2 separate regions of the Mus musculus genome follow, and region 1 is linked to region 2. The links are chromatin contacts, found by Hi-C or POLR2A ChIA-PET in ENCODE. All regions are on one chromosome and are shown on one strand. The core of a region is the stretch at or near the end of the contact, and the rest is flanking DNA. Distances in the headings are between cores, read along the strand shown.

The links. A loop is a pair of places that touch in the nucleus more often than their neighbours do. ChIA-PET counts read pairs that join two places held with the same protein, here RNA polymerase II (POLR2A).
Region 1: a map of heart shows a loop between it and region 2 (2.2-fold over the local background). The contact joins two enhancer-like sites. A Hi-C loop is called at or near these places in 3 of 37 maps with a recorded cell type or tissue (CH12.LX, heart and left cerebral cortex). POLR2A ChIA-PET finds 5 or more read pairs at or near these places in 3 of 5 experiments (Patski and embryonic stem cell).

What each region holds. Positions count from the first base shown.
Region 1 is chr15:73,134,419-73,138,875 of GRCm38, forward strand. It overlaps Ago2 (argonaute RISC catalytic subunit 2), which reads right to left. Exons shown (of 19, transcript NM_153178.4): 3 at 3,575-3,695. Among named protein-coding and RNA genes, the nearest start is that of Gm31725, 28 kb to the left of the region's middle. Within about 2 kb of position 2,830, at least 3 of the 3 ENCODE cell types and tissues checked have a DNase peak (open chromatin) inside an H3K27ac peak, as active enhancers do.
Region 2 is chr15:73,066,005-73,070,662 of GRCm38, forward strand. No RefSeq gene overlaps it. Among named protein-coding and RNA genes, the nearest start is that of Trappc9, 7.1 kb to the left of the region's middle. Within about 2 kb of position 3,048, at least 1 of the 3 ENCODE cell types and tissues checked has a DNase peak (open chromatin) inside an H3K27ac peak, as active enhancers do.

The DNA.
Region 1 (4,457 bases), core at 1,580-4,079, 68 kb after region 2:
GTTTGCAAGACCAATGGGCCTCTCTTTCCATGATGGCCGACTAGGCCATCTGAAATCTTTGTGATAAACAAGAAAGAAATGGTACGGTTTAACAATGATGTATTTATGTGTCGGATTGGCAAAAGGTCAACTGTGCTTGTCACTTTGACAAAAATTAAAGTCATCTGGGAAGAAAAGACCCTCAGCTAAGTGCCTCTATCAGATTGGCCTATAGGCAACATGTAGGTTTTCTTGATTGATATTGAAGGGTGCAGCCCACTGTGGATAGCACCACAGTGAAGCAGGTAGTCTTGGGTTGCATAAGCTGAGCAGGCCATGGGAAACAAGCCAGGAATCATGGGTCTTTCAACTTCTCCTTCAGTTCATGCTTCTGCTCTTGCTTTGAGATTTCCTCTTTCTTCTTGCTCTTGCTTTGAGAGATCCTCTGATTTCCTTGGTGATGGGATTATGATCAGGTTTAGTGGTTTGAATAGGAATGGCCCCACAACTGGGCATGATAGCGCACGCCTTTGATCCCAGCACTCGGGAGGCAGAGACAGGCGGATTTCTGAGTTCGAGGCCAGCCTTGTCTGCAGAGAGTTCCAGGACAGCCAGGGCTACACAGAGAAACCCTGTCTCGAAAAAACAACAAAACAAAACAAAACAAAAAAAAGGAATGGCCCCATAGACTGTGTTTGAATGCTTGCCCCATAGGGAGTGGCACTATTAGGAGGTGTGGCCTTGTTAGAGGAAGTGTGTTACTGTGGAAGCAGGCTTTGAGGTTTCCTATGCTCCAGCTAAACCCAGTGAGGCACATAGTCTCCTGCTGACTTCAAATTAGGTTGTAGAACTCTCCAGCACCATGTCTGTCTGCACACTGCCATGTTCCAGCCATAATGATAATGGGCTAAACCTTTTAAAACTGTAAGCCAGCCCCAACTAAACACTTACCTTCCTCTTGTCTCTCTTGCCCTCTTGCTCCCCCCTCTCCCCATTCCCTCCCCTCCCCCTCTGCCTTTTTCTGCCTCTACTACCCTCTTAACTCCCCTCCTCATGCCCCGAATAAACTCTATTCTATACTATTAAAAAAAAAAAAAAGTTTACCTTCATAAACATTGCCCTAGTCAGCGTGTCTTCTCACAGGAATAAAACCCTAAGACATCAGGACGTGAGAGCCAAGCAAACCTGTCCCCCTCTGAATCCCAGTGTCCTTGGTCATGATGATTATGAGCAACAGAAAGTCAAGTAGAACAGAGGCCCTCCAAACACCTGTACCAGTGCATTAGACAAGACAGAGACACAGCTCACAAAGGTATGTGGCTTGTCGGGGTTCCTAGCAACATGTCTCAAGTACAAACACCACAGGGACCCCTAGGGATGCCCATGGCTGCCTGCTGAGCCTCCCCTCCCAGAGCCAGCTGGCTACTAGACAGCTTGAGGCTACTAACAAGGCTACTAACTCAAGATTCCCTGAGCTGGATCTGAGTAGTCACAACTGCCATCTAACAAGGGGACATACTCCACTCTCCCTGGCCCAGGAGGCAGCAGCTCACAAGCTGTAACCTGCAAACAGCTGGCAAAAGAAGGCACAGCTGGACACAGCCAAACACAGCCAAGGATAACATATTAGGCATGGTTTTGGTGAAAAGAGGCTGAGATGTCAGCCCCAAATTTAGAGCAACCAGCATCTAACTTTCCAGTTCCATCCCATCTCAAAGGGAAGCCATGCGCTTGGCAGACACAAGTACACTCGACCCCAAGGAGCTTTCCACGTGGGCTGGCACCGAGATGGACACCTATGGAGAGTGTGAGCTCAGCTCTACAGAGTCTGCTCCTAAGGAAGGTGATGTACACAGGGCACAGTGCCCGTATCAGGTATCACAGTCCCCACTCATCACTAGGCAGAGGCTGAGCTAACAGAGTCAAGGAGAGCCCTTCCTTACTACAGAGGACAAAAAAAGAAAAAGACTGAAGCAAAGCTTTGCTGGTAGTGAAGAAAGGGAAACTATTTTTGATCAGTTCAGACAGAGGGGAACCCCACGCCAGCTTGTCATCTGAAAACACTGACACGGGAGACTAGGATTAAGTTACAAGGGACTGCGCATCTCCAAATGCTGTGTGCGGCCTAGCACAGGCAATCAACTGTGTGTATTATTACCTGCCAGGGGCTGGGAAGTCTTCGGCAGTGGGCTGGGGCTCCTCAGCCTTGCTACTTACACTGCAGTGTGGACGAGAGAGGGGCACATGAAGCCCCCAGACCTGGGATGAAAACCCACACTGCAGCTGAGACCTGAGGCGTACCACACACAGGAGAGGCAGGGCTGCCTACCCTGGCTGCTCCACTCTGCACTAGAAAGGTAGACAGGCTGGCAATGTGAGGTGGCTTTTGTCAGGTCCCATTACTAGGAAAGACATGCATACTATGTCTATTTTCATTCCAGTCTGGGCTGGTAGCTCGTTTGATTGTGTATCTGCATCTGAGCACAAGAGGTGCCACATCCCTCCTTCAGGAGCTTTCTCTTCATGCTCCTCCCAGTGTCTAATTATAAATCTGTACCAACAAAACTGTGAATAAACTCCTTATGCTTTTCTTTCTTATAGAGCTTTAAATAAAAACAATGTGTAAATTAAACACAAAACCTTAAGATCAATAAATCTCCAATTCACAGTATGTTAATTTGCCAGGGAGGGCCTGCTCAGTTCATTCACACCCAGTCCTGGGATTCCCTCCAACTTGGAGCCTTACGCCCATTATCTGTTCCTGGAGTGGCAGCGACAACCCACGTGCCACTGGGGGTGGGGGCAGGGAGATCAGAACATGACACAGAGCTGTGCAGTCAGTGTCCCCTCCCTGCCCTAACATAGTGCGTTCCTGTCAGCACAGAGAGTTGGAGCAGAGCCACCAGGTACCACGACTGCCTGGCCCCACTGGGAATACAGACAGGCACAAAGGAGCCAAGGCTCGTGGTCACTTAGCAACAACCGTTGCCAGGCCTGCAGGAACTGTGCCCGCCCTTCATTCTCAGACTGTCAAAGTCTGGACAGACGCTTTATTACTTTTTAAATAAAGCCACGATAAGGCTAAAAATAATAAGGGAAGGTAACATTTTCTATGGTTACCACACCAGGTTGACTCCTCCTCCTCCTCCTCCCCACTGCAGAGGAGGCGGCTGCAGCACTTCCGCTTTGTTATATTGCCAGCAGAAAACACACACATACACTCACACTCTCTCTCACACACACACATACATACACTCACACACATACACACTCACACACACACACATTCTCTCACACACACACATTCTCTTTCTCACACATACTCTCTCACATATACTCTGTCTCTCTCATACACACACACACACACACACACACACACACACACACACAGTATGTGGTGGACTGTGGGTTGCACTTCGGAGTGTTTTGCATCTGAGCAGCCTCGCTGAGAACCTCAGCGCGCCCTCATGAAGAAGCCCACGCACGGCAGCCGCCCGTGCCTCCCAGGTGACGCGATCTCCTACATAAGAGAAACAAGTAGCCTTGGAAGCTGTCTGAATCTCACCCCACTAGGCCCCGGCACATGCATCCTCACCTTGTCCCTGCCGATCGGAAGGGGCATTGCTGTGTACAGATTCTTCCTTCCATCAAACACTGGCTTCCGGTCCCCGAAGATCTGAGTTTTAAAGTGCTGGACCATGTGCTCCACAATTTCCCTAGAACAGGCAGAGAGTTCAGCAAGACGTCAGTGAGGCTGCGGGCTGGCATCTGTCCGATACACACTAGCTTTGAAGGCCCTTTAGGAGACCAGGGGTTCCATCTGTCATGTGGCTTTCTACCCTCTTCTGTGGGGGGAGGAAAAAAAAAAAAAAGACAACCTAGAACCTGAAGTAGGCTCATCTCATTTTTCTGGTCACACAAATGTGGGAGAATGTTCTAATGAGTTACATGGGGCAGATAGTGTTTGCTACCATAACATCAGAGTACCAAGGGTCACTGAAGGGGTAACTGTTGGAATTTCTGTCTCAAAGTTGTAGAATAGACACCCATACCTCTGTTGTGAGTCTGTGTGTCCATGGTAGTCCACAAACCCCCAACCCCACTTTTTACAGTCACAGGCATGGTGCATAACCATCACCAACATCTTTCCAAATAAATCTCCTCACTCACTATTCCCCAAGGCAAGCAGAAGGTAGTTAGTTGTACAGACATCTAGAAGGAAGCCCTGCGGACTAGGCTCGCCCCAGGCCCGCCCCAGGCCCCTGACCTCACTAAGCTGTTAAAGCGAGCCCTCAGGATCACCTGTGCACTCTGTACTCTAGAGCAGTCTGCATGCTGAACACATGGGCGGCAGCAAACCACCAGGTCTCAACCTGGCCAACAGGGAGCAAATAGCCCCACTTCTCGAGAACCTACAGGTCACACCACCATCGCCACGTTCCATGCAGGGACACTGAAGTACAGAGGCGGTGAGAGGC
Region 2 (4,658 bases), core at 1,798-4,297:
TGATGAACTCAAGGTTCACCAAGGTGTCGAAAGATTGAAAAAGACACAAAAGATTGACCGCTGGCCTCTATGGACAGAGTCGCCTACATAAACACAACTGCACATTATACTGAAGACACACATAACACAATGGTGTGGTTACCATTTATTGAACTCCTACCTGACTGTGTGCAATGAATGAGCTTTCCATTAAACTCGCTGTGTCCCAGTAAGACAGGTCATTCTAGTTAAATACTCTTTATGACCCTTCATCAGTGTGGAGCAACTGAGAAATAAAATACAGGAATGAGACTTTAAATTATGCTGGTTACATTGTCAATATGTTGGATGGAAAGAAGCCACAATTTTGAGTTTGATTTACTCACTCCTCCTCCAGGGTTATTCAGATTCTAGTACAGTCCTTAAACTCCCTTAAAGTCCTCGATTCCCTTAAAGTCAACACTTAGCAGGCTGCAAAGGACATAGGAACTCCACAGGAAGACCAACAGAGTCAACTAACCTAGGCCCTTGGGTCTCTCAGAGACTGCACCACCAACCAAAGAGCATCTACATGGGATGGACCTAGGCCTCCCTACACATATGTAGCAGATGTGCACTTTAGTGTCTGGATAAATGGTTCAATGGTTAAGAGTGCATACTGCTCTAGCAGAGGACCAGGGTTCTGGGCCCAATACCCAACAGCAGGTGGCTCACAACTGTAAGCACAGCTATAGAGGAGCTAACCCGCTAACTTCTGCAGCACCAGCACTCAATACAAACATACTGGTATAAAGACAATAGTCAATGACTACGAGGGATAATTGGGGGCAGGGCTATCACACAGCCCAAGCTGGCTTGAAACTAAGTAATCCAGGATGACCTTGATCTTTTGAGGCTTTTGCCTCCACCTCCCAAATTCAGAATAATAGGGATGTGGGAACTGAGCTATATGCATGCTAACCAAGTAGTCTACCAGCTGAGGCCCACCTTCAGCCAAACTCCTGGAATTTAACCCCAACGTTAGTGGACACAAACTCATTTCAAACCTCTCAGTGCCTCTGAGAGACAACTCTACTGCCCAGGTGAATGTAAAGCGAAAGAAAGGGGCGCAGTAGTAAATTCTCAGCAAGCTGGGATGCTCTGCAGATCTGGGGTTGTGCTACACCTGATTTCAGAGGTGGAGCCACCTGCAAATGTCCCTGGAAGAAAGAAGAATGTACCCCCTTTTGCAAAACACTTATCACACCAGACTTGAGAGGAGAGGGCGACACTGACGTGTCAACCAAAGCATGGGCTCCTGGGGGATGGGGAGTGGGGGACATGGTCGAAGTCACAAAACCTGGTATCACTCAATCCATTCCTTGAATGAATAGAATGAATGAGTGAATGAATGAAAGGCTGTGTGCTACGAATCCCTAAACCAGGCACCAGTCGACCAATCAACGCCTTCTCCTGCAGCTCCGCCCCCGAGGCCACACACCCCAGCCACTGTCAGAGTTCCCTCAGACTGCTTGCAAACTCCGGAGTAGTGGATTACAATCCTTTCTGAGTCCTGCGCATGCTCTGCGGTGACTAGGGGGGACAAATTTAAAAGCGATTGGCTGGGGGGAAGACAAGCTCCGCCCGACTCCGCCCACCCAGGCTCAGGACCAATCCACAGCCGAAGGCTCGCCTTTCCCAGCACCGCCCCGCCGCCCGCCGCGCCCTGGGGCGGAACCTATCGTGAATCAGGTTGAGAAAAGAGAAGGGAGGGGCGAACGGGAAGTGACGCACGAGCGCCAACGGAAGGCGGGCGGCCGGAGTTTGTTGCCCTGGGAACTGAGCTCTCGACTACGTCAATCTTGCGTCATAGGTCTTGTATATTTTACGCATGCGCGGCCACATAGCAGAGCGCGGGAAGAACACTAATTTAGGCCAAAAATGGGTTCAGGGTCGCCTGTGAAAGTGGCCTGGATTGGGTGGAAAAGGGTGAGGTGTCCGGCCTGAGGCCCAGAAGGTGGGATAGGCGTCTCTATGAAGATTCACACATTTTTTTTTTCCTTTTGGGACAGAAGCCCCAGTAGCCCAGGCTGGCCTTGAACTCCCTAATTAGCTAAGGGTAACCTTGAACTCGTGATCCCCAGCTTCCACCAGCGTGCCGAGACCGCAGGCTTAGATCATCACACTTGGTTTATACCGTGCTGAGGGTCAAACCCAGGACCTCACAAGCCAGTCCCTCTTATCCACAGAGCTACAGTTTCGTCCCTTCCTGAATTTGTATTCAAAACTCATCTGTGCCAGAACACGTCATTCCGGGTAACTTGAATGAATTTGTGTTCTTGGCCATTCACCCCTGTTTGGCTCAGAAAAAAAAAAAAAAAACTAAACTAAAAAAAACCAATCATGCCTTTTTTTATTATTCTTTGTAACCACACCTTAAAGCCGGGTGTGGTGGTACAAGCCTTTAATTCCAGCACTCTGGAGGCAGAGGCAGATGATTCTCTGAGTTCAAGACCAGTCCGGTTTACAGAAAGATTCCAGTACAGTCGGAACGACACAGGAAACCCTGTCTGTTGCAGATAACAACAACAACAAAAAGCAAAACAAAAACCCACCTTGATCATTGACCCACCTAAGGTCATTTAAAAAGAATAGTTTTTCATTTTTCAAAGAGACTGTTAATTTTGGGAAATACCTTGAACAATGTGTGCTTTCCAACTGTAATAAAATTGGTGTGAATTGTCAACAAAATAATTTTTCTCTTTTACCTAATTTTTCATTCTCTTGGTATAGCTGTCATGTTGTAGAAGCAACAAATTTTTTGAGTTAATACGAAATAACTTTCACACACAGGAACTGCCAAATTATAGAATTTGTTAGTTAACCTAAGTATTATATTTGTGCTAGAGTATTCATACCGAAGCAGAGTGATCACTTGTAGAACCAGAAACCTTGTTTACAAAATTTATAATCCAATTTTTTAAATGGAATTTTACACTTCAGAGAAAAATATAAAAAGGTATAAGAAATAAAAATTCTTATCAAGGATTAGTGGGATCTGCAATTCCACATGTGACCACCAGGTGGCAGAAGGTGTTAGCAGCCATGCTAGGAAAACAAGCCATCTGGGTTGAATTAGGAGCTAATTGCCTCAAATTGTCTCTGAAACCCAGGGTTTGTTGGGGAGCCTGGGTCAGGGAGTTCTGGACGCATTCTGAGTAGACAAGCCGGGGAGGAACTCATAACAGATTTAACTGAATTGGCAGTGATCTTAAATAGTGATTTAAGAATTCAGGTTATACTGGACATGGCGGTACAGGCTTTAATCCAGAATTGTGGAGACAGACACTTGCCAGTCGCTGTGAATACAAGGTTAGCCTGGACTACATAATCCCTTATCACAAAAAGATTCAAGTTCTTAATTACATTATATTATGTTGTATATCAAATGTCATATATATTAATAATTATATATTACATATATAACATATATAATTAATATAATTGGAAATATGTGCTGTATATTTGTGAAGTTATTGCCTTATGATTAGAATATTGGCTTGTATACTCCCTATCCTAAATAATACAACATTAAATTAAATTTTTTAGTTTTTAAATTTTTACTTATTTATTCATGTGTATACCTGGGTGTGTCCACGGTATCTTTAACCTAAGCACTTAAGAAGCAGACACAGGCAGATGGTTTTGAGTCTGGAGACTGTCAGGGCTGCAAAGAGAAGCGGTGTCTCAGAAACCAGAAAAAAAAAAAGAAAGAAAGAAAGGAAAGCAGGCAGGGGCCACTTGAGGAGCCTACCTGTAACCGCAGTTCTCAAGACTGCGGGAGGAAGACCTCAAATCCAAAGCCAGTTTAGGGTGCATAGCCACATGGCATGGTTCTGACTCAAAGAGAAATGGTGGACAGGTGCTAGGAAAATAGCTCTGCGGTTAAAGCACTTGGAGTTAGTGCCCTGAGATACCATGTGATGCATTATAGATGGCCAGCCTCAATATAATATAATGCCATATAATATATAATTCCAGGCTCAAAGGCAAAGACGGGATTCCTTGAGAAAGCTGCCTAGGAAGATTAGGGCTGGGCTGTGGACTTTAGTGAGGGACCCTGCTTCAACAAAGCAGTCAGAGGAGGATCAAGGAAGATTCGCAGCATCAACCTCAGGCCTCCACACGCACAGGTAGGGATGTGTAACACACACCCACACAGATACACATATATATGTACCCAGTCACATGCAAAGACATGCATACCACATGTCTACACATGCATGCCACACACGGAGACAGGTGAAAAAAGGCAACATATCTCCATGAAGGGACTGGAGAGATGGTTCCGTTGATCCAGTCTTTGCCCTGTGAGCATGAAGAACTAAGTTAGGTCCCCAGGACTCACGTGAAAAGCAGTCATGGCTATGTGCGTTGGAGGAGTCAAAATGGAAGGAGCCAGGGTCTGGCTGGCCAGCTGGTCTAGCCAAAAGAGTAAACTGACCAAGTCATCTCAGTCAGCCAATGGGTTCTCCAGGGAAGGAGCGAGGATTAAAAAGAAAAAAGACAATTAGACACCACTGAGGCACGACCCCAGCCTGTTCTGAGGCTTATTTTTTCCCAGTCTGCTTTTATACCATTTTAAGTACATGCAAATAATAAGGTCAGTTCTAAGTTAAGGAACAAATAAGACAATAAAA